2 separate regions of the Mus musculus genome follow, and region 2 is linked to region 1. Evidence: chromatin loops called from intact Hi-C (ENCODE). Cell type or tissue: heart. All regions are shown on one strand. Each heading gives the region's core, and the rest is flanking DNA. Links, peaks and the distances in the headings are about the cores only.

What was found. Hi-C counts contacts between places; a loop is a spot of excess contacts. Peaks named below come from ENCODE experiments on the same cell type or tissue, not always from the same donor. Only the 100,000 strongest peaks of a DNase experiment are listed, where the experiment ranks them.
Region 2: it touches region 1 in a loop (6-fold over the local background); 18 of 42 quality-filtered maps call a loop at or near these places.

What each region holds. Positions count from the first base shown.
Region 1 is chr9:110,521,639-110,537,161 of GRCm38, forward strand. It overlaps Setd2 (SET domain containing 2), which reads left to right and starts at 10,959. Exons shown (of 21, transcript NM_001081340.2): 1 at 10,959-11,114. The coding sequence starts at 11,041. Kif9 (kinesin family member 9) reads left to right here. Exons shown (of 21, transcript NM_001163569.1): 21 at 2,089-2,802. The coding sequence ends at 2,199. In heart, for the core only: a CTCF peak has its summit at 10,706; DNase peaks (open chromatin) are centred at 10,723 and 11,443; H3K4me3 peaks cover 3,891 bases; H3K27ac peaks cover 2,789 bases.
Region 2 is chr9:110,468,242-110,483,764 of GRCm38, forward strand. Klhl18 (kelch-like 18) reads right to left here and starts at 8,453. Exons shown (of 10, transcript NM_177771.5): 1 at 8,225-8,453. The coding sequence starts at 8,353. It overlaps Kif9 (kinesin family member 9), which reads left to right and starts at 8,753. Exons shown (of 21, transcript NM_001163569.1): 1 at 8,753-8,873; 2 at 14,820-14,917. The coding sequence starts at 14,825. In heart, for the core only: no CTCF peak of the experiment used is centred there; DNase peaks (open chromatin) are centred at 8,430 and 8,730; H3K4me3 peaks cover 2,198 bases; H3K27ac peaks cover 1,526 bases; H3K27me3 peaks cover 1,704 bases.

The sequences.
Region 1 (15,523 bases), core at 7,524-15,523:
GCCTACCTATAACCATGTATGGTGGCTTACAGCCCATGACAGTCTAAGAATTAAATCCTCTGAGACCATGGCCTGTGGAGAAGGGCTATCCTGAACAAATGGCAGGGGACAGAGGATCCTATGTAGCTCAAGTGGAAGTAGACATGGTGTCAGCCACAGAGAACCTATGACTCCCCAGGCTTCACTCTGCCAAGGCCCTGAATACTGTGTAGCCCTCTGTGCTCAGGTGGCCTTTGTGATTTGGTTTGTTTCTTTGAGACAAGCATCATGTATCCCAGGCTGGTCTCAAACTTGCTAGGTAGCCAAGGGTAACCTGGAACTGACCCTCTTGCATCCACACTCTGCATGCTGAGATTACAGGTTTGGGTTACTGTACTCAGCACTATTTGCTTTTTCTTTTTCTTTTTCTTTTTTTAGTTCCTTTCATTGTGAGACTGATTTATAGCATGTATGTGTGTGTTTACATACTTACATTTTTAAAAACCTTTATTTTATGTGTATTGGTGTTTTGCTTGCTTGTCTCTCTGTGCACCATGTGCATGTTTGGTGCCTGTGGAGGCCAGAGGAGGGTGTAGGATTCCCTAGGATCCCTCCAGAACTGAAGGTGATCGGAACTGAACCTGGGTCCTCTGGAAGAGCAGCCAGTGCTCTTAACCACTGAGCTATCTTTCCAGTCCCAAATATATTTTTTAAATCACAAGCTCATATTTGATTGGACTTAAGGACTGCAAAACATATGAATTGAAATAATTTTCTTCCTGAAAGGGCGTATACTTGTTTTTTGGAGCAGGATGGGAGAGGTGTTGTTTTGTTTTGATTTCTTAAGACATGGTCTCCTGACGATCTGATCTCTATGACTTTGAGACCAGTCTGATCTACACAATGAGTTCCATGCAAGAGCTACATAGTGAGGCCCTTTAATCCCAGCACTTGGGTAGAGACTAGTAGATCTCTGAGTTTGAGACCAGCCTGGTCTACAGAGTGAATTTCAGGACAGCCAGGGCTACACAGAGAAACTTTCTCTCAAAAAAACAAAACAAAACAAAACAAACAAGACACTAAATTCTTAGCTTAGGCTGGTCTCAAATTCACTATGCAGCTAAAGATGGCCTTGAAATCATATTACTCCTGCTTGTATCTGTGGAATGCTGAGATTATAGGCGTTCAGCAGCATATCTGGCTGGCTATTTGTTTTTCTTTGAAACAAAGTTCCATGTGGTTCAGGATATGCCTTGAACTTGCTGTGTAGCACAGAGTGGCCTTGAACTCCTGTTCGTCCTGCTCCTGCCTCTTAAGTGTTGGAATTTTCAGGTTTTCCCCACTATACTGCCAGTGTTTGCTTTTTGCAGTTACCCATAGAGTATTACCAACCTAGGACTGTTTTACTCCCTTCAAGAATTCCAGCTTAAATGCTGAGAGATGTAGCTCAGAAATAGAGCATTTGCCTTTGTAAGACCTGTGTAAGGCCCTGGGTTCAACGAAAGGAGGAAAAGTTCCATCTTGAGCCAGGTGTTATGTCAAATCCAATAATCTAAACACTTGGGGGCAGGGTGCTGAGGGAGGAGTATCTTGAGTTCAAGGCCATCTTGGGCTATATATTGAGACACTATCCCAAGAAAGAAAATTCCAGCTTAGTGTTGGCATTGCATGTTCAGCTTCTTATCTTGGGGACTTTAGAGTTCCTTTCCATATTTTAAGCTAGCTTTAACATTTGCTCCTTTCCTGCCCCCTGCTTTAGTGACAGCCTTTCCTATTCACTCTCAGGGATCCTAGCAGTGTATTAAAAGAATAGAATTTAACTATCAAAAGAAGACCTCTAGAGGACCAGCCCCTTCCTGTTAGTTTCCTATTGCTGTGACTAATACCTGGGAGTCACAGCCTAAAAGTAGGAAGGATTAAGCCATTCTGCCTCTTGAGTGCTGGAAGCAGGAGAATCAGGAGTCCAAAGTTATCCTTATTTGCATAGGAGGTTCAAGGCAGGCCTGGGCTTCATGGAGACCCTCTCTAGAAACAAACAGAAATAGAAACAAAGGGAAAAACAAAGATGAAAGATTTACTTTACCTCGTAAACTGGTTCCATTGTTATAGGCTTATGGTAGCATCAGAAGAGCATGGTGGAGAGCTGCTTGTATCATCAACGCGCTCAATCTGAGAAGGACTGGGGTGGATCAAGGATATGATAAACCTATCAGGCCATAACCCCAGTGACCTACATCCTCCAACCTGCTCCTACCTCTTGCGTCCCACCACCTTCCACTAACGCTATCAAGTTATGAATCCAATGGTGGATAAATTCGTTGATTAGCTCTCACTTTCCTATTACCTCTCAATGATCAGATCTACCCATGGAGACTAAGCTTGCAAACACAGGAACCTATATGCTTTAAGGTATATAGTATATAAAGTACTTCATATCCAAACTATTGTTGGGGTATATTGTGTGAAGGTTGTCTTTGTATTTTTCAATTGTTAATTCTGTAACAGCAAACCTGAACTTTGATATTGTTATTCTTATGGCTCATCACCTGCCTCAGTATTTTGTAAACATACACCTTCTTCATTTACTGATTGGTTTAATAAAGATCTGATGGCCAACAGCTGGGCAGGAAAGGGAAGTCGGGACTTCTCTGGACTGAGAGGATCTCTGGGAAAAGAGTCATGGACAGTTGGGTTACTAAGTTAGATGAGCTAGCTGGGAGGTAGCCTAAGCTATAATAAAATTAATAAGTCTCTGTGTCATTATTCGTCCACTGGTGGGTCCAAGAGAGTCCAACAATAAACTATAACATCTTTTCTCTTTTGAATCAATTCCCTGTCAGATTTTATGTAGGCCACTGAAGCATGCATGCCTATTTTTTTGTTTGTTTTGGGATAGGGTCTCACTATGTAGCTCTGGCTGTCTTGGAACTCACTAGGTAGCAGGTGGAGCTCACAGCCACCCACCTGCCTCTGCTTTCTGGCCGCTGGGATTAAAAGTGCATGCCGCTATGCCCAGTACACGTCTCCTTTTAAACATAACTGCCAGGGCATTTCAAACGTTTTACACACCTTCCTTAGACTGGAAGAATGAAAGTGTTTAGATGGAATGTTACTTTTCATAGCAGTTGCACTGTGCAGAGGTGCTTTGTCTCCAGACTGTGATGTTTGCAGGAGCAATGATGACGTGCACGTAACATGGCTTGTGAGTCCTCGCTAAGACCACACCTCCTCATCAATTTCCCTTCTCTTCATCTTTTTTTTTCTAGCACAATTATATGAAAACCATGGTGGGCCTCCAACAGTCACACAGAAAATAGTCTCATCAATAGCTTGAAGACCAGCAGCTCTAGTCTGTTCTAAGGAAGCTGCTAAACCACATGCCCAGAGTTCCAGCCACTCAGCTGCAAGCTGGGACCAAACCCAGAGAACACACAATTGCCTGCCTGCTAGGATGAGCATCCTCCAAAGGACACCCTTGCTCCTCTTCACAGAATATTTTTGATTTTAATTTACTACTATATGTAAAAGCAAGATAAAATTACTTTTTATTTCCTGTCTGAAAGGACATCTTCCTTATGTACAGGTTGTGGCTAAAACCAAGTCCTACGTTTGCCTAGCAAGCATCACACCTGGGATTTGATCCCTAGCAAAATGCACACAGACACAGACTCACACACACATACACACACACAGACACACCACCCACACAAACACGTACGAATGCATGTGCACACATAGGGATGGGAGGAAGATTGGGAGTATAACTCAGTGGTAGAATACTTGTCTAGCATTCATTAAGCTCTTCCATCTCCAACACCACCAAGAAGAAAAATAGCTAATATGGTAGCTAGGCATGGTAAGACAGGCCTGTAATCCCAGCATTTGGGTGGTGGCGATGGGAAGATCAAGAGTTACCCTTAGCTACATATACAGTTCAAGGTCAGTAGGAAACTCTATCTCAAACTAATTTTATTGAGTAGGAAATCAAAACAGCAATTCAGGCTCCTCCTGACAGGTGTTTCCCCATGGTCAGTCTCTCCTCTCTTCTGTGGGCATCCTGACATGAGCTTAGTCTGAGAATACTTCTAGTTCTCTCAGTCCAGACTTTCTCTGCTCCTGGCCTCTGAAGACAAGAGGAAATCCTTCTTCCTTGCCAACCAGAAGAGTATCAAATATAGTTAGTGACCTACAAAAGGCAGAACTAGGTCCCTGTGCACAGGAGTACATGACCTTAGATAGCACAGCCTTTCTGGCCAAGCACACATGTGCAATAGGTGTTGCAACTTCTCTGTGTCTTGGCCCCTCCCTTTTCTTTCTTAGTGAGTGGCTGAAGGTAAACTCAAGTGAAAGTGACGACAGGAACAGGGGTCACCCCAGCAGGGTTGAGCAGGGAGGAGGAAATGTTCCTCCTGAGTCAAGCTCTCAGGCTCTGTGTGCTTGGTGATGGTAGCACGGGGAAGAGCTTGCTGCTCTGCTAAAGGCAAACACTGTCCCTCTGGACACTGACCAGTGTGGTCTCTGCTGATGTTGTGGGCCAAGGCTTTCACCTTGAACATGGTATGACAGTGATCCTCCATCTGATACCCTTGACTGCTCAGGATGCTAGAGCTCCCACAATGGAATTACCTGGAAGCCTGGCAAGGGAAGCAGTGAGCGAAAATACCCCAGATTAGACTTCAGAGGTTAACTTCTCTCCGAGGGCTGTAGGTCCTTGGATTACTTTATATGGGGAAAGTTGTAAGGAGCTGGGACAGAGGACATGGTGAAGTGGCTAAGAGTGCTTGTTCTGCAAGTATGAGGATCCAAGTCCAAATCCTTTATACATGCATAAAAACCATGGCTGCACTAATGTTAAACTCAGCATGGGGGGCAGAGACAAGCAGATCTGGAGAGCTTGCTGGCCATCCAATATATCCTAAACAGTGGGCTTCCTGTTCAGTGACATACCCTGTCTCACAGTAGTAAGATAGAAAGTAATCATGGGCCGGGCGATGGTGGTGCACGCCTTTAATCCTAGCACTTGGGAGGCAGAGGCAGGCAGATTTCTGAGTTCGAGGCTAGCCTGGTCTACAGAGTGAGTTCCAGGACAGCCAGAGCTACACAGAGAAACCCTGTCTCGAAAAACAAACAAAAAAAACCCCAAAAAAACAAACAAAAAAAGCAATCATGGGAGACAACTGATGTCCTCTGACCTGTGTGTGGCTGTCACTCATACCTACACACTTGCATGCATGTACTACATCTAAACCCCCCCCACCAACCGATCCCTCTCATCTCCGTTCCTACCCCAGGGCCTCATTATGTAAGTCAGGCTAGTCTAGGACTCAGTGATCCTTCAGCCTCAGCCTGGCCAAGGGTTTGTATTGGAGGCATGTACCACCACACTACAGCAAGGAGATATTTTCTTACCTAAGAGGAAGAACAGTGTGACTGTCTGAGGTGTGGTTTCCATGTGGAATAGATATAAGGGGGTTTGGTTTGTATGGTCCTGAGTTTGGATTCTGCCCTGTACCCAGGTAAAACCAAGGTATAGTGGCTGTAAAGCTAGCCCTGAGGTCAAGGGGCAACAAAGTTGGGGTTTGGATATAGGTATATCCTCAGAGCTCACAAAGAAAAACTTAAAAAGATTGGTAAATGAGGGTATAAAACTTGAAAAATTATCACATAATATATAATTTTGTGGTTAGTAGATAAAACAAGATAGAACAAACGTCTTCTGCAACAAAGGCATAAAATTTGAAAGCAGAGGGGTGAGAACTTGAAATTTGCCAAGGCAATTTTATATTGTTTGGGGAAGAAGAAAATACTTTTTTATATATCCAGTACTTTTCCACTAGGATAGGAATGACTCTTCAGGATGAAGGTGTTGTGTGAGTTTATGGAAAGGGAGGGATATTATTTCCCAAATGTCATACTGAGCCTAGGGTCGTGTTGCTAATGCCATTCTTGCCTGCCTTCCATCAAGAAAGGGAACTACACAAAGTCACTGCGCTGAGAACTTGAAATTTGCTTGTCCTTTCAAACTTGAGCATTTTCCCTCCCTTCCAGTGCTTTCAGACAGAGTCTTCCCATGTCCCAGGCTGGCACTATAATCTCACTCCTGGCTCTGGAGTACTGCAGTTACAGGTGTGACTTCTCACAAAGGCAGCATCTGCTGAGGAGTTGAGACAATGCTCTGACAGTTCTCACTGGGGGAAAGGATTAGGTAGAGAGGTAGGAAATGAGTGCTGGATAGGAAGTAGCCTTCCACTCAGTTCCAGTTCCTTCTCAATGGGGAAGGACCTTTTGTCTTTCCTAAGTCTTAGTTAGGTTCTGATTTGAGTCAGAACTCGGGCCTGGACACACAGAAAAAAACAAAACAAAACAAAAAAAAAACCCTGCTATTAGGGGAGAAAAGATACCACCTACTGATATCTTAAAACATATCTAGTTTCTTATGGGCTGTATCAGTCAATATACTACATATCCATCTGTATATTAGTCAACATATTAGCTGTGGTTATAGTTCCGTGGTAGTGACTACTTGCTTAGTATTCTAGTTTCATTCTTTTGCTGTGATAAAACACTTGGGCCAAAAGCAACTAAGGGGAGAAAATGGTTTACACTTCCAAGGCACAGTCCATCATTTAGGAAAATCAGAGTAGAAATTATTCTAGCTTTCTTATACAGCCTTGGACCAGCTACCTAGGTAGGTGCTGCCCACAGTAGGCTAGGCCATCCTCCATCAAAATACCTCCCCTACAGAAACGACACAGACCAGTCTGATCTAGACAATTCCTTAACCGATGGTTTCCTCTCAGAAGACTATGGTGTGTCAAGCTGGCAAAGCTAACTGGGATACCTAATGGACACACGGCACTTGGTTCAATTTTCAGCACTGGGAGGGACAAAATTTACAAATAGTTTTGTAGAATGTGCTCAGGGGATCAACTTGTGTCCCCCTGTCCTACTTTCCCCATCACTTTACCAAGCCATAGAACTTACCTGCGCTGGGCATGGTGGCACACGCCTTTAATCCCAGCAGAGGAGGCAGAGGCAGGCGGATTTCTGAGTTCGAGGCCAGCCTGGTCTACAAAGTGAGTTCCAGGACAGCCAGGGCTACACAGAGAAACCCTGTCTCGAAAAACCAAAAAAAAAAAAAAAAAAAAAAAAAAAAAGAACTTACCTGTGGCAATGACCATGCTTTGGCTTTCTCCCCTTTTTTATGAGACACCAAAGTTAATTTTAGGGGCTACTAGTAGCCACCCTAGAGTCTGCTGGAATGGATGTAGTCTGGGCCCATAGGAGCTACTACTAGAAGTGATTCTCAACGTTTTCTTTTTCTCAGTACTCTGAGTGGGAAGAGGTTTCATCTTGGGGATTGTGGACTTTTTCTTTAAATACATTTGGACACTTTTTGTATAAAAGCATGGGATAGCAGTGGCTTTGAATAGGTTTGGCCTCCAAAGACTCCTGAATTTGAAAGTTTGGCCCATAGGTAGTAGCACTATTAGGAGGTGTGGCCTTCTTAGAGGAAGTACATCATTGTGGGGGTGGGCTCTGAGGTTCCCTCTGCTTAGGCTCCGCCCAGAGCGGAAGAGTGATTCCTGGCTGCCATCCGATCAAGACGTACAACTCTCAGTTCCTACTCCAGCACCGTGTCTCAGGCCATGCTTCCTGCCATGATAATGGACTAAACCTCTGAAACTGTAAGCCAACCCCAACTAAATGCTTTCCTTATAAGAGTTGCATTGACCATGTCTCTTCACAGCAATGGAAACCCTACGTCGTGGCATGGTGGCACATGTCTTTAATCCTAGCACTCGGAAGGCAGAGGTAGGTGTAAGGCCTGCCTGGTCTACACAGTGAGTTCTAGGCCAGTCAGGGCTACATAGTGAGGCCCTGTCTTTTTTTTTTTTTTTTTTTTTTTTTTTAACGTATGGAAAGTATCCAATAAGCTAAAAAGTATCTATTGGTTTGCTCAGGAGGCCAATCACATGGAGAATGAGGTTGGAGGTTGGGGAATTTTAAGGCAAGTCTGGGTTGAAAAAGTTTTTTTTCAGACAGGGTTTCTCTGTAGCCTTGGCTGCCCTGGAATTCTCTCTGTAGAACAGGCTTAAGTGTGGAGATTAAAGGTATGAGCCACCATGCCTTATAACATACATTTTCTTTGTCTTGAGTTCAAACTGGGTGTGGTGATATCTCTTGAATATAAACTGGGTGTGGTGGTATGTAATCCTAGTACTTGGGATACAGCAAACCAGATTCCAGAGAATCCTGAACACCATCTCAAAGGTGCTGACCTTTTTAAAAAAGATTTGAATCAAAGATTTGTGGGCCTCAAAATTTCCACTGACCTCCATGGTTTGATATGCTTACTCTATTGGGTTCTGACCAAAGTTACCACTAGACTGAAGTACCATTCATCTGTCTCATGTTAGAGAGCTGTTTACTTTATTAAGGAAATGGGAAACCCATACACCTCATCTTAGGTTCCTCTCAACTTAGTATCCATGCAAAGTAACCCTTTCCTAATGTCAAGTGGCTGCCAATGGCTTATGTGACATTTAAGGCAAAGAGCTCCAATATATTCAAAATATAGCTGGGCGTGATAGCACACTAGAGACTCAGGAAGAGAGCTTCACGCTCTAGGCAAACTTGCCTGGCAGTGGTGGTGCACATGCCTTTAATCCCAGCACTTGGGAGGCAGAGGCAGGCAGAATTTTGAGTTCGAGGCTAGCCTGGTCTACAGAGTGAGTTCCAGGGCAGCCAAGGCTACACAGAGGAAAAACCCTGTCTCAAAAAAACAAAACAAAAAAAGATAGTTGTTTAATGAAAGGCATTGTTGTACAATGTTCATAACATTATCTATGTGATACTCTTCTATTTCAATAGGTAAGGCTGTAGAAACCCCAGAAACAGCCATGCCCAATGTCATAGGACTAGAAATTGGCTGGTATTGGTTTAAAGTTTAGGATTTTATGGACTGGGATATTTCTTACTAGGTGGGTACTTGTCTAGTGTTTAGGAAGCCTTGGGTTCAATCTCCAGCACCATATAAACCAGCTCTGGTGCTGTCTCCCTTCCTGTAACCTCTCTACTATGTGGTCGATGCAGGAGGAGGAGAGATGTTCAAGGTCATCTTTGGCCAACTTACTGAGGTCAAGGCCAGATGGGATACACAAAACCCTGTCTCAAAAAGAATCAAAAAGAGGAAGTTCGGGGTTTCACAAGTCCCTCCTTTTATCCTCACAGCAGTGAGAGAATCTGTTCACAACAAAACTTTCATCTTCAGCAGGTTGTGGTGTCTGGCACCTGTAATCCAGGCATCAGGGAAGCTGGGGTAAGGATTTTGAGTTTGAGGTCAGTATAGCACATAGCAAGTTTCAGCCACAAAGGAAAGCTCACCAATGAATGCAAAACAAAATGGTCGTGGGAGACTGAAACCTAGAGCGGGTTTTGTTTTGTTTTTGGTGGACCTTGAACTTCCATGATATGAGTAAAAGTTACCAGGAAAAAAAAAATCCAGATTAACCTCTAAACAAAATGATAAAAAAATTCTGCTAGCCTACATACAAGTGAAAAAAAATGTAAATGCATGGTAGATGGCTCAGTGAGTAAAGGCACTTTCTGCCTAGCCTTATGATGTAAGTTACAGGACCCACATGGGAGACAAAAATGGACTCACTGTTATCCTCTGATCTCCACGTGCGCATGTGTGTGGCTCAACACATACCATTCCTATAAAAACAATTTTAAAAATACATTTTAGGCTGGGCAGTGGTGGCACACGCCTTTAACCCCAGCACATGGGAGGCAGAGGCAGATGGATTTGAGTTCTAGGCCACAGGAAAAACCCTGTCTTGAAAAACAAAACAAAAAACCTAGAATCCCAGCACCCAAGAGGTTGTAGGCAGGATGAAGCATTCAAGTGTTCAGGGTAAGTCTTAACTACAGAAGATGTTTGTCTAAACAATACGGCCAAGTTAGCTAGTGAAGGATTCTGTTAGATCACATTTCAATTTATTGGTGATTCCAATTAAAAAATTAGTGGCTAATCAAAGAAAATTCCACAAAAGATCTCAACTATCTAATCTGCCACTTTCATGATAAGCAACTGCTATAAATTCAGCGAGGTGTAAATTAGCTAATAGTTTCACGAAATCCTGCTAATCCAGAAATAAAAAGTTTCTAGTTTAATCTAACTTTTTTTTTTTTTTTTAGTAAGACTAATTAATAACCTTTTCCTCAGGACCACCCCCCCCCCCCAGGTCTAACAAACATAGCCTCTCTGACTTTTAGGGCGAGGGCAGAATACCGCGGTGAGGTGGTTTCGGTGGGAACACGGTGGTGGGGGCTGCGGGAGGCTGGCGGGCGGAGGGCGTGTCCGAGAAGCCCAGGCTGAGAAGCAGCCCCTGCTTAGCTTGGTTTTCGGTGCGCGGCCGAGAGCCAGTTGAAGGGGCGAGAGAGACCGAATAAAGGAGCAAGCGGGCGAGGGCGGCAGCTGCGCTACCTCAGTGCCCGGAGGCCAGGCTCTCCCAGGGCTTCGAAGGATGAAGGCGGGTGTCCTGACGGCCTTGGGCTGTTCCCGGGACGGACGCTGTCCAGGGAGGGGCAGCGGTGGCTCCCCTCCAGCTCCGGGACCCGCCTCCAACACTCGGCCCCGGGACTTATTGTTCCGGGAGGCCGCAGGCTAGGCCTGGCCTGGCCGGCGGGTTGTACCCCGCCCCTGCCAGGGTCGGTGGTGCTGGCGCGCCGACTGGCGGCCGGTGGGCTGCCCTGTGCGTGTCTCTTTAAGGGGCTGGGCCTGCAAGGCTGCAGGGCGGGCGGGGTGCGCGTCGCTTCGGGAGTGAGTGTGTGAGGGTGAGAGCGGCGGGCGGGCGGTTGCTGGAGGGAGGGAGGGAGGGAGGGAGCGAGCGAGAGAGCGAGAGAGCGGGCGGGCGGGCCAGCCAGCCAGCCAGCGACGCCGGCCGCCCCTGCCGCCGCCGCGATCGGACCAGCGGCCGCCTCCCCTCCGGTCCCCTCCCCCGCATCGGCCTGCCGCGGGGAGGGGGCTAGCGTCGCCGCCTCCAGCCGCTCCTCATGAAGCCGCTGCCGTCGCAGCAGCCGCCACCGAAGATGGGGGATTTCTACGATCCCGAGCACCCGACCCCTGAGTAAGTCTCTGCTCCGCGGTCTCCCGCTGTCGTTGGTCGCTCCAGCCCGAGGGCGGCGCGTCCTGACCGGTGGCGGCGCGCGGAGTAACGGGCCCCGGGCGGCTTCTCGCGGTCGTGGTGGAGGGCAGGCCGGGCGGAGCTCCTGGAGGCCGCCTCGCTTGGCCTCGGCTGGCCCGGCGGTTGGGCCTGGCGCGGAGAAGGCTGCTCGCGTCGCCGCGGCGGTTGGGGCGGGCGGCCCGGTGGGGGAGGGGCGGCCACGGCCTCCTCTGCCGTTGCCGCGTCCTCGGTCGGCCTGCTTAGGTTCGGCGTTCCGCGCAGCTCCTCCAGGACACTCGGTGGCGTCCCGGGCTTCTGTTGCAAACCACGGTGCATAGTCCGAGGCGCCGCAAAGGCCGACGCCGGCGTCAGGGCGCCGGCTCGTGTAGGCCGAGAATCCTCGGGCTCGGGTGGAAGCTCGGCCCATCGCCCGGCCTATCGGTGACGGCAACTCGGACCGGAAGGGCCTACCGCGCGTCTCCCCGCTTCGATCCGCGGAGGAGACCCGCGTTGCATTCCCGGTTTTGATATTATTTTTGTTTTTTGTTTTCCCTCCTCCTTGGACACTCAATTCTGGCCCAGTAGAGCGATGAGCTTCATATTCTGCACCTTTGGCGCTTGGGTTTTGTAATGGTGGCAAGGTTTGTCTGGTCCCGTTGTTGAGGTGACAGCAGTTTTGTTTTTTAACCTGAAAGTGAAAACCTGGCAAACATTTCTTGATTATGATGCTTGAACACTTTGGCGTCCTATTTCTTAGGTAATAGAATCTAGAATCTTATCTACAAGGATGGCTTTACTGCGTGTGAAGATTTAGTTAAGAGACCCTTTGTATAGTCTTCTCTAAAGAAGATAGTGTACTTGTAAAGCGAAATACAGTTTTGTCGTATAGTTTCTTTTCAGTACACCTAGGGCATTTTTATATTTCTGTTGGGTGTCAGATGGTGGTGTACACCTGAGATACCAACTGAATTAGGATTGCAGGCAGGCTTCCTCAAAACAACAACATAAGTAAAAAAGCAAGCTTCCACTTCAGAGTCAGGAGTCCGTGCGAAGCTTCCCTAAGCCCTCACAAGATCATTTTGTTGTTTTTAGATAAATGGTTTCACCTTGTTGCCTAGGCTGCTCTTGAATTTACTGTGGCTGGCCTCGAACCTGGGATCCTTCCTCTTCAGCTTCTTCAGTGCTGGGATTGCAGGTGCTGACAACTAAGAAAAACCATTGTTTTACCTCAATTTGCTTGTATTGATGTCTGCACATAGCAACAAAATTCATTCCCAAGTTAAGGTTTGAAGGGATGTCTAGTGAAAAACAAAACTTTTCACTAAATTACCACATTACACATTTTTGGGGGAACCTTTGCCAAAGTTTTTCACCTTGGCTCAGAAACATTTGGATCTTACTTAATAGTTCTTTAGTGTTGTAACACAAAAGTTATTTTGTTGGAGTGTTATCTCCACACACAAAGCAAAATCCTCATGTTGCCTTAAAATAAAATTTCATTGGGAAAATTTTGACAATCCTGTTTTTGACCCAAGAACAGCCTGAGTAGTTTTATACTTGTTTTCTAAGTTTACAGAAGCCCTTTAGTGGCCCATCTTAGTTTGTCTTTACTTGACAGATAATCTTGGTACCCAGACCACCTCTGCGAAGGCTTGATGTGCTCTTACAGCAAAGCTCATCTCTTACTTGTAGTAGGAAACCAGCATGGCTTTGTCTTCTCCTGGGTTTTTGGCTTTGGAATAACACTTAAAGGTTTTTGCTTTGAGACTTGAAAAACCTCAAAAGGAATTTGTATCATTCAATTAATGTAGGTTGCGTGCTTATCATGTACAAAGTCATGTGCTAGCCCCCCAGGAAGGGCAAAGAGCCATGCAGTGACTTTCCAGGTTGCACAGTGAAGCTTCAAAGCTCTAAGGATTACATCCTTTTTTTATTGGAGGAAAACATTTTTCATAATATGTGACAACGTGGAGAAGTCTGCCTTTACTGTGCACAGGAGGGGATGCTCAGTGTCTCTCCTGGTCTCGTACTTTACTGCTCTCTTGGCTTTAGAGTGTCAAGTAAGCTCTGATACTGTTTATTAACTTGTATAGGTCATAGAATGTTTTCTTAATACTGGCCTGACGGTGTTGGCAGGCATCTTGAACAACAGTATTACCTGTTTTACATGGAAAGAAAATGAGGCCTGGCCAGGAAAGAAGAGTGAAGCATTAGCAGACCCTGTGAGCTCTTAAACAGGAGTTTAACCTTGAGCGAATGGCTTTGTCTTTACATTTGGGTTTTCTCACTTTGCAAGTAGTTATCCCAATGCTAGCAACTTTCTGGGGCTTTGGAGAAAATTGAATGAGATAATACCTGAACCCTTCGCTCTTGGCACAGTGTGTGTGCAAGTAAGTACCTTTAGCTGGAGTTATTAGGGAAATTTGAGAGGTGTGACTGTGGGGGAAAACTGGTTGTGAAGTGGCCGTCCTTCCCTTTCAGACTTGGGTTAGTTTCAAATGGTTCTTTGAAAAAGAGAAGTTGAGGTGAAATGTAAATTTGCTTTGATTGGAGCTTGAGTTGGGGCCCAGATGGTCTGTATTGTCTTCCACTCACTCTTTAAGTAGTTGCATGTGTGTAGGCCTTGGATTTTTCTTGCAGTATAAATCACATTGTATTAAAGTGAAGTGGCTCTAATCATTTGAGTAACTGCCTAGGTTTCCATATAGTGCAGGGGTACATAGTGAGGGCATAGCACAACCAATCAGAGTCCTCCAGGACCTGTCCTACTCAAGGAGACAAACATGATAAAAAGTGTTTGTTGTTGGGGTTGTTTGTTGTTTTAAACATAGGCCTATCTTGACTAAGGTTGATACTGTAGGAGTAATTGATGTATTCAGCAAAACTTTGTCTTTGTGCAGTTTACATCCTAATGAGGCCTGTAAACAATACATTATACAGAATGGCCAAAGGTAAAATGCTTTGGAAAGTCCTATAGGATACAGGTGATTTGCTGTTAAGTCACAGTATAAAATGGGGTAAGCTGGTAAGCATCCTTGGGAGAGTAAGTTGAGATGGGACATATCTGAGTCTATGTTGTGTGGAGAGTTGAGGGAGTGGCAGGGCGGTCAGTAACCATCACCTAACTCTAATCCTAACCCTAACCCTAAGTGCCAGTGTAGTATAAGCTGCTCAGTGTGGCCAGAATGAAATGAGAAAGTGATAGTCAATTGGTTCACAGTAGGAGGGGTGCGGAGTTTCATAAAATTTTGTAGAGCCATTCTAAAGATTTGGCTGGGTTTTTTTGTTTGATTTTATTTTATTTTTTTTTAGAGGAACCCAGGCTGGCTTTGAATTCTTGAGCTCAAATGATCTTCCTGCTTCAGCTGACTGAGTAGCTGGGGCTGCATGTGCACCCACCGTGAGTGTTGATCAGAGGATCATTTATAGTATCCCAAAGAGGAACAGAGTGGAGGCCTGAAGGAAGACTTGTAAAGAAGCGAAAGGAGAGCTGCTGGTGGCTGAAATGGATGGATGCTGAGGATTAAGCTAACATGGTTTAATGAATGACACAGGTGGTATGTGAGAGAAAATAAGGATGATTGTAAGGTTTTTGGTCTGAGCAGTTAGAAATCTGTTGTCCAATGAACTAGGGATGATGTCAAGAGCAAGCTGGGAATAGTAGTGCCTTTTTAGGCACAGTAAGTGGAGATGATTGTTAGACATTTGGGTTGGATTGTTTTGTTAGTCTGGTTTTCAGGGGAAAGGTCTAAACTGGAGATAGTTTTGTAGTCATCTATTTAGGTAATATACAAACCACCAGACTGGATGAGATTATTAAGACAGTCATTATAGACCAAAAATTCATCATGGTGTATAGTTTAGATAAAATCTTAGTAGGTAGTCAAGGCTAGTGTGAACTCCATGGTTGTTGTGCCTTTGCCTCCTAAGTGCTGAGAATATAGGTGTGCCACCATTCCTGGCAAGGAATACTCTTTTGAAGCGCCACTGTTAAGGTTTAGTTATGTAAGCCTCTTGTTATTTGCTTTTGAGACAGGATCTCACTGGCATCTCCTGGTGACCTTCAACTTCTGCCTTGGCCTTCTAAGGGCTAGGATTGCAAGTGTACACCACCGATAGGTTTGATGGTATAGACCAGTAATCCTACTTGATTAGTAGTCTGAGGCAGAAGGATCAAATAAATATTCAAGGCATGGTTGTGTTACTGAGTTGATTCAAGGCCAGCTTTAGCATCTTAGTAAGACCCTGACTTAAAGAAATGATAATAATGATGGTGATAGAGAGCAGTGGTTAAAAATTTGCATAGATTAAAATCACCATTATGGCCAACATGAGTTCCTTTCTTCCTTCCTTCCTTCCTTCCTTCCTTTTCT
Region 2 (15,523 bases), core at 4,653-12,652, 56 kb before region 1:
CTTCTGACGGTCATTCACCCCGCCAAGCTCCAGAAGCATCAGGGAATCCCATGGATGGCTCTCCACTGCTAACAGGGTTGCAGACCGCTGAGCCTCCAGCTTCCCATGTCAGCTGTCAGGCAGCATTTCGTGCACAGTCTCTCACAGCCGCCCAGTCGGCATCCAAACGTTAAACTGCACCATCCAAAATGTAAATCAAAATGAGAAAGAGATCAAAGCCTTTCTTCCCTTCATCTTTCCCTTTCCTTGTTGTTTTGAAGCAGGCTCACCTTGTAGCCAAGACTAGCCTGGAGTTTACTAGGTAGCCCAGGCTGACTTTAAATTGGTGTCAGTCCTCCAGTTTCGGCCTCCCATGTTTTGGGATTACAGGCGAGAGCCACCACACCTGGGCAAAAGCAAACTTTTGCTGAGTATCGAGTTCTTGCCACAAGTGCTTTGCTCCTCAAGGAGTGTATTCTTCCCCTGTGACTACTTTAGAGACCAGGGACTCTAAAAGTGAACACTACTTTAAGAAATTGGGAGGAAGTCTTGTGAATAAACTAGTCAATGAGTGTTCGGAAGTTTAAGATCATACACGTCTCCATGTGTGGCATGGAGCTTGTGCTGCAATCTCAGCACTCTGAGGCTGAGGCTGGAAGATCACCAAGTCTGAGACTGCCCTGGCTACACAGTCAGTTTCCGGCCAGCCTCAACTACAGATCAAGACTCTGTATCAAAGCTACCTCCACCCCCAACCCCTACCAAAAAATACAAATAAAAAGAAAGAAAGAATTAATTAATTAATTTGCATCTAGAAGTCAGCCAAAGGGTCTTTCTTTTCCTCTCTGCTGCAACATCTGTAGTGTTGAATTTAGACACACTAACATCACCACCTTCCAGGCTCAGAAGTGACTCTAAGGTGGTTTGGTTGTATCCTGCTCTGTGTGCTTCATGCCATCTGCCCCGGCGCAGGAGAGTCAGCTGACAGAGAGCGTAAAATCATCACTTCCACCCATACAAAAATAGCTACGTTGGATCTCAGCTAATGCAGTTTTGTGCCTTGGATAAATCCCTTAATAGCTCTAAGCTTCAGGCTTTTCGTTCTACAAAATAAATGGCTTTAGTAGAGCCCTCTATGGATTCCTTTTAACATGGTTATTCTAGCTCTATAATTACCCTGTATTATACACTATACCATACATAACAAATATGGCATGCACCAGCAAGTCCTGACTTCACGTCCTTCTCCACCTACTCCTCTATTGCAGACAGGGAACAACTTCAGACTCACATGTGCAGCGCTCCAAGCCAGCTTCAGGGGAAATTCTGTACCTGGATCTGGTGGCCCAAAAGAAAACATTCTAACACTGTGCCCTTCGCTCATAGAAAAGGCATTTCCTTCTGGAGGTTAAAGTCTCTAGTTCAGAAATTTTGCAGGGACAGAAGAGATGGCTGTCGGGTCAACTGTGTGCCACACAAGCCCCTCAGATTTGAGTTCAAATCTTGGAATCCACAAAAAGGCAGAAGAATCGACTCCACAAAGTTGTGTTCTGACCTCCACACGTGTGTCATGGCAAAGTGTGCACCCCACACCCCCACACCCATCACACAAGCACACAGTCCTCCCCCTCTCCTCTAAGCTCACGGGGTCTGTGAATACTAAATATTCAGGGTTGCTGACAATCTCCCCATTCTGTTTTCACAAATACAGAAGAAAGGGAGTGTGTGAGTTGAGGGGAAAATAGGAATAACCCCCCTGCGGCCTTGAGATCTCAGGAGAAAGGATGTGACCTGGATCTGGGAGGTGGCTGGACCCGGGTGAACCTGATGCTCACTTTGGAACTCTGTCAGAGGCATGGGGATGAGATGGGGAGAGAAGCTGAGAACTTCCACAGACACAAACTGCTCTATGCAGACCTCAGTCACATCCCACAGGTTGCCAAGAACCTGTGGGCCATCCTCCTTGCCAAAGAGAAGAACCATGGGGTTTTGTTTTGTATCTAATAAGTCCATATTCAAAACAAAACAAAAACTACTCAGGAGGCAGAGGCAGGCGGGTCTCTGTGAGTTCGAGGCCAGCCTGGTCTGGAGGCCTAGCTCTAGGACAGCAAAGATAAACAAATAAACCCTGTCTTGAAAAAAAATAATCAACCAACCAAACAAAAAAGTTCAAGTGACTGCAATAAGAAAGTGTTTTTTAAATTCTACTTTTAATTAACTAATAAATTTAGAGGTAGGGTCTCTTTATTTAGCTCTGGACTGGAACTCAGAGAGATACCCCTGCCTCTGCCTTCAGGGTGCTGGGATCAAAGGTGTGGGCCACTAAACTTGGGTAAAATGTGATTGATTTTTAAAAACAAAAACAACTAATATATTACTCTTCTTTGTCACACTTCTACTTAACTACCCAACAGGCTCCCAGGGAATTTAAGTTTAAACATTTCCAAAAGGAAAATTAAATCTAGGTTCACTCGTCAGCCGTGGACTTTGAGGTGTGAGAAGACCATGCATGCACACTTTCAGTCTTCCTCGGGATGAGAGGAAAGAGGAGAGCTTATGGTGTTAAGACTGAAGTATCGACCATCTAGTGATTGCCATATGCAGGGATCCATCCCATAATCAGCTTCCAAACGCTGACACCATTGCACACACTAGCAAAATTTTGCTGAAAGGACCCAGATATAGCTCTCTCTTGTGAGACTATGCCGGGGCCTAGCAAATACAGAAGTGGATGATCACAGTCAGCTATTGGATGGGTCACACGGCCCCCAATGCAGGAGCTAGAGATATTACCCAAGGAGCTAAAAGGAACTGCAACCCTATAGGTGGAACAACAATATGAACTAACCAGTACCCCGGAGCTCTTGTCTCTAGCTGCATATGCATCAAAAGATGGCCTAGTCGGCCATCACTGCAAAGAGAGGCCCATTGGACTTGCCAACTTTAGATGCCCCAGTACAGGGGAACGCCAGGGTCAAAAAGGGGGAGTGGGTGGGTAGGGGATTGGGGGGGTGGGTATGGGGGACCTTTGGGATAGCATTGAAAATGTAAACGAGGAAAATATCTAATAAAAAAAATTAAAAAAAAAGACTGAAGTATCTTAAATCCCATCACAAAGCAGTAATTGAAGTAAGTCCTGACGCTGTCAGTCACAGAGTGCTCAACACTAGACTGTAGAAACTACACTACAAGTCTAACCCTACTTTTGCCTAGTTCAGCCTGTAACCTTAAACAAGACCTTTTCAGGCTCTGGTCTCAACTGTAAATGCAAACTATTGAAGTAGAGCAGTAGACTGCAAACTCTTTGAAGGCAAGGGGCATAGATAAACTAAGATAAATTCAAAACTGCACACCTAAACCAAGTGTAGTGGGGGCACTGTTATCAGTTCAAGGTTATTTTCTGCAAGCCAAATCCAGCATACATAAGACCCTGCCTCAAAAAACAAACACAAATAGCTAGGCATAGTGGGAAAGGCCTTTAATCCCAGCACTTGGCAGGCAGAGGCAGGCTAACCTCTATGAGTTCCAGGGCAGTCTGGTCTACAGAGTGAGTTCCAGGACAGCCTGAGCTACGTAGTGGGTAACTGTTTTGAAACAAACACAAACAAAACAAAACAAAAAAACCCTGCCAATGGAACACATACTTTTATTTATACTTTGTCTTAGCTAGGGTTCCATTGCTGTGAAGAAACACTATGACCAAAGCAACTCTTATAAAGGACAACATTTAATTGGGGCTGGCTTATAGGTTCAGAGAGGTTCAGTCAATTATCATCAAGGGCGGAAGCATGGCAGCATCCAGGCAGACCCGGTGCTGGAGGAGCTGAGAGTTCTACATCTTATTCCAAAGGCAGCTAGGAAAAGACTGGCATCTTAGGCAGCTAAAGGGAAACTCTCAAATCCCACCCCTACAGGAACACACTTCCTCCAAAAAGATCACACCTACTCCAACAAGGTCATACCTCCAAATAGTGCCACTCCCTGGGCCAAGCACATTCAAATCACCACATACTTTCTTCGGAAACATCATTAAATTATTATTAATGTCAGAAGCAATGGCATGCACCTATAGTCCCAGTTATTTTGGAAACAGAGGCATGAAGATCACTTGAACACAAAAGTTTAGGGCCAGCCTGCTCAACACATTAAGATCTTATCTCTTGGGGGCTGGTGAGATGGCTCAGTGGGTAAGAGCACCCGACTGTTCTTCCGAAGGTCCAGAGTTCAAATCCCAGCAACCACATGGTGGCTCACAGCCATCTGTAACAAGATCTGACGCCCTCTTCTGGAGTGTCTGAAAACAGCTACAGTGTACTTACATATAATAAATAAATAAATCTTAAAAAAAAAAAAAACATATCTTTAAAAAAAAAAAACAAAAAAAAAAAACAAAAAAAAAAAAAAGATCTTATCTCTTTAATTATTATTAAAGGCTTGAGAGATGGCTCTGTGGTTAAGAGCACTGGCTACTATTCCAGAGGACTCAGGTTCGATTCCCAGCAACCACACAGCAGCTCACAAACATCTGTTATTCTACTTCTGAGGGATCCAATGTCCTCTTTAGCCTCTAAGGGCACCAGGCACACAAGTGATGTACATCTGTACATGCAGGAAAACACATCCATACACATAAAACCAAACAAGTAGAAAATATAGCTGGATGGTGGTGGCATATGTCTTTAATGCCAGCACTTAGGAGGCAGTGGCAGGTAGATCTCTGATTTCAAGACCAGTCTGGTCTACAAAGGGAGTTCCAGAAAAGCCAGGACTACACAGAGAAATCCTGTCTCAAAAAAAACAAAAACAAAAGAACACACAATAAATAAATAAGTAAACAAACAATAAAACACAGATACCTACTATTCATTGAGCATTTATTACATGAAGTTTGAAGCTAATTAACTAATTGAATCCTTAGCAGTCAGGTGGGTAATGATGTCCATTCACAGAGGAATAGACTGACTCACTAGCATTTAAGGAATTTAAGTTTTGTCAGCTATGAAGTGGCAGAGCCAGGATTCAGATCCAGGCAGAGCCTGTGCCATATTGCCTCTCAGATCATAAGATCAGCAACATTCCCAAGAAAAACCCAGCACAGAGAGATTACAAACGCCAGCAAATGCGTACAAGATGAAAAGCAGACAAGTTATGTCTGACTTCAATGGAGAATTCTGAGCATTCCAGAGGTCAGCACCTGCAGAACCACCTCCAACTCCAAGCACCAGCAACACTCCACTCCTCTGTGTGTGTGTCACCAGGAGGGGCCCAGAACAGGCAATACTCGTCCTCTCTACCAGGCAAGCAACTGCTGTCACTGCCCTAACAAAAAACAGGTGGTTACCTTCTCAACAGGTTGAGCTCCCTGACTCCCGGCTTGGGGAACTAGCGCATTACTGACCTCAAAGGAGATTCATTGACTCTGAATACATCCTGAGAGGACAAGTCCTTTATTTTATAGCTATGGTTCTCACAATGCAGTCCTAGAGGAAGACAGCATCACTGGTGAACTCGACGGGGCTCATGCCAGACCTATGAATCAGAAATCCCAGGGTGAGCGATACGAACAAGGCCACCAGGTGAGTCTCATATCTGCTGAAGTTTGCAAACAACTACTCTAATTGGGGTGGGGTGGGGTGGGGGGGAGCTAGTTATTAAACCGCTAACCAATTCTTTAGAATCTGCTTATTTGAAAAACAGTCTGGACTCATGGGAAGGTGGAGAAAAGAGTAAATTATGAGAAACCAAGACAGATTTTGCAGAGAAGCTCTTGTGAGTAGTGACTGTAGCATTGGTGTACTAGGCCTTTCGATGGCTCCTAGCACCAGAATTCTCCTGAGGCTCTATAGAAGGGGGTTTTGGAACCAGTGAAATAAATGTTGTCTACAGTCTAGCTCCGGTCTATGCTTTTACACAGGTCCTTATGACTCTGACCTGACACAAGCAAAGTAACTGAGACTTGCACTCTCAGTCGGAAAGACGTTTGAATGATACAATTGTTCCTTTGCCTGAATGGAAAAGATTTTCGTGGGGAAAAAAAAAATCATACAAGCAATTTCTGCTGTAAGTTTGGTAGATTCAGCATTTATGTTGAACGCAGAGGCAAATGTATGGCTTTAGGGAAGTAAGTATCTGTGACCACACTCCATCTATCTACCACACAGCTTTCCTTACTGGCTCACCTCTTACAGCCCGAATCTTTAAAAACAAACACTTTTCTTTTTCTGCCGTCTCTTTGTGTGTGTGTGAGAGAGAGAAAGAGAGAGAGAGAGAGAGAGAGAGAGAGAGAGAGAGAGAGAGAGAGAGAGAGCGTGCAGGTGCCACAGCACACCTACGGAGGGCAGAGGGCCATTTTCAGGGGTCAGTTCTCACTTCCACTATGTGGGTCCCAGGGATGCAACTCAAGTCATCAGGCTTGGCAGCGAGTCCCTTTCCCCACTCAGCTTGTCACCAGCACACAGCCTAAATCCTAGCGAAAAACTTCTTTCTTATTACTGCCTTTCAGCAGCCTCTACATCCCAAAGGTCGGTGCCACAGTTAAATCAGTCTGCTTCCAAATCTCTACTGGCCTTGCCATCTTCTGCCTCCTCTAATCCATCTTATTTTTTCTTAATCCTCTTGGTTTCCCTATCTTATCTGAGACGATCTGCCCCTTCTCAGACCATTTCACTACTCTAATTAGAGATCCATTTCTTTCAGGATTGATGAAAAAGTTAACATAGGTGCTATACAAAGAATACCAAATATCTAATCCTCACTAATGGTGAGATTTAAGAATCGTCTTTAAGCCGGACAATGGTGGCGCACACCTTTGATCCCAGCACTTGGGAAGCAGAAGTAGGCAGATTTCTTAGTTCCAGGCCAGCCTGGTCTACAAAGTGAGTTCCAGGACAGCCAGGGCTACACAGAGAAACCCTGTCTCAAACAAACAAACAAACAAACAAACATTAAACACAAAAAAAAAACCCCACAAACAAACAAAAAAGAATCATCTTTAAACTGAGTGGTGATGGCTCACATCCTGACTTGAAAAACCAAAAACAAAGAACAAAAATTATTTTCACATTTCGAAATTTAAACTTAAAGAGATTAAGTAATGTGCCCATGGTTACAGCTAGTGTGTTCTTTCTCCAAAGCCACCCTCAGTTTGTTTTGCTTTTTAAAGTGCCAAACCATTAACCATTCAACTTTTTTTTTTTTTTTTTTTTTTTTTGAGACAGGGTTTCTCATAGACCTGGCTGTCCTAGAACTCACTCTGTAGACCAGGCTGGTCATGAGGTCTGCTTGCCTCTGCCTCCCAAGTGCTGGGATTAAAAGAGTGCTCCACCACTGCCCAGGAGCCACCCTATTCATTCCTACCAGTCTGACTCGAATACATGGAGAAGCAATGCTTCCTTAACTCAGTAGAAGATAAAGTCTAAGAGGTGTCTGTGTCTTTCTGTTGTTTTGAAACAGGAAGAGGGAGTGTCACACCGAGACAGTAAGAGCCTTCCAGGCAAGGTCCAACAGGAAAAACCACAGGCAGGCAGTATCCCCACCTGGAGGGATCTACCTGGCTCAGCAGGGCACCAAGGTGCAGCCCTGCACGACTCAAAGCACAGGGGGCACTGGCCCTTGACACCAGACCAGAATGCTGGATGGGAACAGGTGGCAAAAATATCCCTCTCCCCAAACAGTCCTTTAGCCTGGCCTCCAGGACCTTTTAAGGTGGTGACAGTAGATTGTTTTCCAGCATGGAAGAGAGTAGCCCACATCAAAAGATTTCCAGATCCGATTCTAAAAGCGCCAAGGGCAAGCAATGACTCCTGAAGAGAAGGCTTAGCATTTACAACAGCACAGCCAACTTCAAGGAGCCCAAAGAAATGACTTTAGGACAAGATAGGATGTCTTAGTGGTACCCATCGGAATGTGGAGTCAGCCACCGCCCCTTCCTCCATGGTCTGCCTGTAAGAACATTTTCTCTTTTCTGTATGACAGAAAAGGAGGCGGATACCCCAATGTCTCCTGCTCTTAGGGCGTCAGAGGCACACCTCTCAATCTTTCCTTCCAATGGCTGAACGGCTGTCCCCTTTACTCTCCCAACTTGGCCTCATTTCCCCCTCTGCGCTTGGCACCGCTCTCTACTACTCTGTTCCCCTCTAACCTTTCTCCACCCACAGTCGGCTGGACCACTCTTCCCCTGTCCACCACCCTTTTCTTCCCGCTCAGTCCCTTTCCCCTCAGCCAGCCACCGCCCAGACCATGGTACCTTTAGCGTCACGTCGCATAGCTTGCCCTGCCGCCGGATCTCCTCCATGACGCCGTAGCCGCGACTAGGCAACTCCGACACGGAGAAATGCACCAAGTCCTCCAGCTCCTCCGCGCCGTCCTCCACCATCTTCCCCGGCCGCCGCAACTGCGCAGGCCTGGCCAGCAGGCTTCACACTAACCAGGGCGGGGCAAGGGCTCACGCTGAAGGCTGCCCAGAACGCGAAGCCGGAATCTCACTGGCCTGCGCGGCCACCGTACCCACAAAGTCCTCGACACCGGAAGTCTCGCTGCCCCGCTTCCTGGTTTATACATAGCCTTTTTCCCCCCGTAACTCAAACTCAGGCTTCGCATATACAGCTACTCTAAGCCTTCCAGGTTAATTGACTCCATCTCTGTCTTCTTTGTTCAGCTCTGACTTTCCCTGTATCTTTAACGGAGAAATGTGGGCTTAAATTCCGCCACCACCCTACACTACTTCCGTAATCCCTGCAGGCTTCCTGTTGCCATGGCGACTGTGTACACAGCCAGTCGGCTAGCTGTCCTGGTTGCGAACAGAGCTCCCTCAAGTTGCTGCAGTTCTAGCGGTCGCTCTACCCGAGCGCCACTGCCCCGCGAGGTGAGCAGTGGTCACGAGCCGGTGGCGTTAGGTAAAAGGGAAACCTGGTGGGGATATCCTCCCAGCTGCTGTCAGTGGCTGGGTTCCTAACTCCTTTGGTTCTTTTATTTGTGAAAAAAAAAAAAAAATCGGAGACACCCCTGGAGATGCTCCTTTCAACCTGGTCGCAGCTTAGGGGAGCTAGGAGTTTCTGATGTTCCTTAGTCCCACGAGTCTCCACTGAGGTCCCACGACTTGCCTTAGACGGAGAGGGCGTGAGTTTGAGTGTCAGAGATCATTAAGACACGGTGTCATCACTTAGAGCCTTCTAACTACCGAAGAGGAAAACCCTCTAGAGGGGCACAGGAATGGGACCAAGGCAATCTGTCACACACATTTTAGAAAAGCATTCCACACACTGGGTGAGAAATAGGAGAGTGGCCAGTTTTGCCTGGGTGCAAACTTTGGGTTCATCTCATGCTGAGATGCAGTAGGACCCAGTGTTGTGGGTTTAAAGGGTGTTTGTTTCTTAGTCTTTATCCCTGATCGAGGTAAGAGCATGGTAGGTATGAACGCCTAGTGCCTATGAGTAATCCCATTGACTTCTTGTCAAGCCTTCGTGGGTGTTAATGTATATCCTGCTCATTCCCAAGCCCAAAACAAATGGAGAAACACTGACTCTCTCAGCACAGAGGTCTCCTGGTGGCTCGTCAGAGTCACTTTATTATGTGAAGTATGTAAGGACTGTGTTCAGATTTCTGGGAGTATTCCATCCTGAGGGGGAAAAAACACTACCTAATGGGAGGGTATCTTGAGACTGAGCATGGCTTCTTGTACTGGGAAATGAAGTATCCTCCCCAGAACGCTGCAAGTTCAGGGATTAGAGTAGTGTGGGAGGGGAGTGACATATCACATACCTTGGCACTCTCTCAGTAGTGGCTGAAGATGGTGGACCCACCTATGGAGATTCAGTCACCCTCTGACTTCCAGCCATGAGTATCACCATCAACTACCATTTCTTGAGCACCTGGTGTGTGCTGGGCGCTGTTCTGGACCTTGTGGGGGGCATCACAAGAGGTAAACGGCACGACCCTTATCCTCAAGCAGCTTGTAATTTGACTTGGGAGCTGAAGCCCACATAAATGAAGCGGCATAAGAACGGTAGCAAGCAGTACCTCAGTAAGTGCGAAATGGCATGTGCTTCCTTCCGCGGCACTGTTGGCTAGTGGGCTCCCGAGAGGAGTATAGACCCTCGGAAAGGCTTGTTGCCAACTGCGCATGACTCCAGGGATGCTCGGCGGCATGAGCATCCGGAGGACCCTGGAAAGGTCGGATGGGGGGGCTGCATGTGCACGCGCGCGTTGGAAGTTGTAGGGCAGAAACGGGGGGGAAAGCTCTGGAGCAGCCTTTGAGCTGGCCTGTGAACCCGCTTCCAGAACTCTCTGGATTCTTTGTAATTCCTTCTAGATGTTATACTCAACGGCACTGGAACCTTCCTGGGCAGGAAGATAAGACTCTTGGGGCTTGTGTTCAGAAAGGTTTCCCAGAGCTGTAGAAACTGAGTATTGAGTAAAAGAAGCACAGCTCCCATCTGGAGATACTAACCCCAATACTTGGGAAGCTAAGACAAGAGAATTGTGAGTTCAAAGCCAACCTGGGCTACACAGTGACACCCTTTCGCAAGGAAGACTTTATTTTTTTTTAATCGTGAACAACAAACCACTTCTCTCTGTTCTCAGTTCTCAGTAACAGAAAGTAAACTCGGAAGTGAAACCTTCAGTCTCCTTAATGTGGGGTCCAAGTTAGAGGCCGTGTGATTTTTTTCTAGAGCTCAAATTTGCAGACACACACACACACACACACACACACACACACACACACACACAAAATGTTCAGCCAAACTATGTTCTTTTCTTACTCCAATATTTTTCAGATTAATTTTCTAAAAACAAAAACAAAAACAAAAAAATTGGAAAGATCCAGCAGAGTGCTAGGGAAGACTCATGAAACAGTGACATGTGTGGACACAGAGGGTAACTTGGAGGAACTGGGTCTCTTCTTTGACCATGTAGGTTCTGAGGATCAAACTCAGGCCATCAAGCTTTGTGGCAGGTGCCTTTACCAGTGACATCTTGTGGGCCCTCAAAAGCCTTGTTTGTTTGACACAGGGTCTCAGTATGTAGCCTTGGCTGGCCTGAAGCTGGATTCGTAGACCAAACTCATAGACCCACCTGCCTGTGCTTTCAGAGTGCTAAGATTAGATGCATGTGCCACCACACTCGGCCGCTTAAATGACTTTAATACATACTAGCAGTAGTTCTGTGTCACGTGAGAGCGTTTTTCCGTAAAGGTATTTAAAAAATTACTAAACATCCCTTCAGAATGTTAGAAGAGTGAATCAACTCCTTTGTCTGGCATTTCACTTTTGCGGCTATATGCTTGCTATTCCACCCCACTCCCCCCCCCATCCCCCCAACCCTGTGTCCCCGTCTGCTCACCTGTCTACCTGCCCTCCTACTCCTTCCCTGTCTCCTCCTCCTTTAAAACTACAGGTTGCTTTAGGGGCAGGGGCTTCATTCCTTTTTAAACTGGCCCAACCCTGATGGGACAATTTAAAGGGAAATGTACAGTGAAGCCTATGTCATGCTCTGTGGACCTTCTCTGTACTTAAACTTTGTACATTGTGCAATAGTAGTTCCAAAAAGCCAAGTGGTGGTGGCGCACACCTTTAGTCCCAACACTCGGGAGGCAGAGGCAGTCAGATCTCAGAGTTCTAGGCCAGCCCAAACTACAGAGTGAATTCCAGAACAGCCATGGCTACACAGAGAAACCCTGTCTTTGAAGAAAAAGAAAAAAAAATAGTAGTTCCAAATGGGTTTGTCTTCTTTGAGCCAGGGCCTTGTTTATCCCAGACTGGCCTTGACCTCCATATGTAGCTGAGAATGATCTTGAACTTCTTCTGACCTTAATGCCTCTACCACCCGAGTCCAGAGATGTTAGGTAAGCATAGCACTGCCACCGGCACCTGGCTCTCAGGAAGGGCCCATCTTAGGGCTCTAAGGTGTCTCACTGGGTAAAGTCCGTGCCGATTCAAGCGTGAAGAGCTGAGTTTGGATCCCTAGCTCCCACATAAAGGCTTCGAGAACAGAGACAGATGCATCTCTGTGGGCTTTCTGGCCTGCAAGTATAGCCAAAAATGGTGAGCTCCAAGTTCACTGACAAACCTTGCTTCAAAACATAAGGTGGAGATCAATGGGGTAGACATCCCATTTCTACTGCTAGCCTCTACATGCACTTACAAGTGAGTGTACACACACACACTGTTTCATCTTAAAACTCTACTATGCTAATTTGCCTAATAAGAATGACATTTTTAGTATAGTATATATTTGTGTATATATGCAAATATGAATTTTTTTTAAGACAGAGTTTCTCTGTGTAGCCCTGGCTGTCCTGGGACTCACTCTATAGACCAGTCTGGCCTCAAACTCACAGAGATCCTCCTGCCTTTGTCTCCAAAGTGACAAAATGACTGGGATTAAAGTCATGCACCTCTTCATGTCAGCCACCCATTTAGTATATTTTCATCAGCTTTTCTTGATTTTTTTTTCATGTGTAATTTAGCTAGACTTAACAAAATTAATGATTTTTACAAGTAGATTTTTACTTCTCTTTCCTTGGAGCTCTTGGGATCTTGTGTCCTTGATCATCACTGTACGTCATGAGACACTTGAAAAAGCGATCAAGTTTTCAGTCCCCCTTAACGTCATAAAATTCAATAGGGCTCCACAGTCTACGTCTGTAATACAGTCCTTGAGAAGGAGACAGGAGCACAGGAGGTAAAGGACAGCCTTGGACCTGTGAGATGACTCATTTGCCTTGTTAACCTGGCGACCTGAGTTTCCTCCCTGGAGCTCATGTAAAAATGGAGAGAATGAACAGTGGAGCCCATGTAAAAGTGGAAAGAAAGAACTCTGACCCCACAATCTGTTTTCTGATTCCCACAAAAGTTTAACTAATGTTTAAAATTAATTCTTACAAAAGGCCAGCATGAGATAGATATACAAGCCCTGGTCTTAAAAGAAAACAAAATTAGTTGGATTATCAATTCTACTTAATCAGTTCTTTGCTCCTCCACTATCTGGACTCAGTGCAGCAGCCCCTTTGGCAACATCTCTCTTAACTAGCAGTTGACTTGGCTTGATCCTTAGTGTCTGTGACCTCAAAGTATTTTCTGTTATGAGATGACTCTTCATATTAGAAAGTCTTTTAACTAAGCTGGCCCCCCTATCGCTTCTATTCTCTTGTTTTACAAAGTGTCCATCCCACAAAGCTCCACCAGCATTTGTTTTAATGTTTAATGTTTAGTGTTATATAAATGGGTAAAGAATGTATGTGTGGCTCCCTGTTTGGAGGAGCCTGGAGAGATGGGTCCACAGTTAAGAGCACTTGCTGTTCTTTCAGAGGACCTAGGTTCAATTCCCAGCACCCACATGGTGGCTAACAACACTCTTTAACTCTAGTTCCAGAGGATCCAATACCCTTTTCTGGTCACTGTGGGCACTGATCATGTTGTATGCAGATATTTATGTAGAAAAAATACCCGTACACATAAAATATAAACAAAACAAACCTTATCTTTTTAAAAAATGAAAGTGGTGAGAATATAACTAGGTTTGAGAAGAGCAAGAAGGGACAAGAGACTGATTTTTTTTTCAGTAAAGTCAGAGAAGAAGACTATTGATTATGGACTAGATCAAGAACACTTAATTAGGGGCTGGAGAGATGGCTCAGTGGTTAAGAGTGCTTATTGATCTTTCCAGCACTCATGTCAGGCAGTTCATTACTGCCTGTAACCCCAGGTCCAGAAGATTAGACACACTCTTCTGGCCTCTAGGGTACTTACAAACATCATGTGGCACATACTCACATAGACACATACAAATAAAAACTGAAAAAGGAGAAGAAGAAGAAGAAGAAGAAGAAGAAGAAGAAGAAGAAGAAGAAGAAGAAGACTAGCAAGATGGCTCAACAATTAGAGCTCTCACCCTGCAAGCCTGTACTGCCATACACTGAAGCAAGTGTCCCTCATCCACAGAAATAATAATAAAAAAATATATCTTTTGAAAGATCCTGGACTGGAGAGATGACTCAGCAGTTAAGAGCACCGACTACTTCAGAACCAAAGATCCTGAGTTCAAATCCCAGTAACGACATGGTGGCTCACAACCATCCATAATAATATCTGATGCCGCCGGGTGTGGTGGCTCACGCCTTTAATCCCAGCACTCGGGAGGCAGATGCAGGTGGATCTCTGAGTTCGAGGCCAGCCTGGTCTACAGAGTGAGTTCCAGGACAGCCAGGGCTATACAGAGAAACTCTGTCTCGAAAAACCAAAAAAAAAAAGATCTGAAGCCCTCTTCTGGTGTGTCTGAAGACAGCTACAGTGTACTTACATATAATAATAAATAAATCTTAAAAAAAAAATAAAGAAAGTCCCTTAATCTATTCTGTTCTAGTTAGTGCGTTGGACAGGTGTGAAAGAACGGCTGGCTTTAATGTGTTCCAGGCAAATGTGTCAGGAGACTAAAAGAGCAAGCATAAATGGGTTCATCTTATATGCAGGACATTTCTAGAAACAGCAGCTAAAATTAAGCCACTAAAAGGGACCAGTTTTTTTTTTCTTCTTTAGATTTCAGTCTCTTTGGAATCGTGGTGGAAAAATCACAAAGCAGCTGAAAGACAGGAAGCACGTGTACTTACAGGGCAGGGACTGTGGGTTGTGATTCATCTCTTGTAGCCAAGGCTGTCCTCCAACTCACAATGGAGCTGAAGCTGGCCTTGAACTCCAATCCAGCTGCCTTTACCTCCCAAGTATTAGGGTTGCAGGTGTGCACCACCATGCTAGGCTTTTATTCTGATCTTATTGAATGGCATCTCCCTCCTGGTTGGTATTTGATGATGGCTACTAAAAATATTGTCGTTCTCCTTTCTCCAGCTAAAATGGGTACTAGGAAAAAGGTTCAAGCGTTTGTTCGAGTCAGGCCTACTGATGACTTTGCTCATGAAATGATCAAATATGGAGAAGACAACAAAGTAAGTGCAGTGTGTTTGACTTTGTTTATGCAGACCTTCCCTTTTCACACAGCCATTTAAAGACCGCCACAGAGGGACTGGAGCGAGAGCTCGGTGGGTACAGATGCCGGCCAGCATGCAGCATGCCTGAGGGCCTGAGGACTGTCCCCTCCATCCGAATGGTGGAGGGAAGGAACCAACTCCTAAGAGTTGTCTTCCAAATTCCATACACATGCTATTGTGTGCACATTTACACACACACACACACACACACACACACACACAATTTTCATCAAAGGGGCTAAGACAGAATTGATAGATGTTCATGTAAACTCTAGAGTCAGTCCATCAACTCCAAACTCTGCTGTTAGTGAGGAATTTCTTGAGATTCTCATTTTTTTTAATGTGTTCATATGGCGGGAGGAGCACACTGGTGTGCTCCAGCTCAGGTGTGGAAGTCAGAGAGCAGCTTGCAGAACTGTAGTTTCTCTTCTCTCATGACGTGGGTGCTGAGGAATCAAACTTGGATTGTTTGGTTGGTAGCAGGCACCTTTCTTCACTGAATCATCTTGCTGGCCCTCAGGTATTTTAAATGAATAGCTGAAGAATAAATTGCTCAGGTGCTGA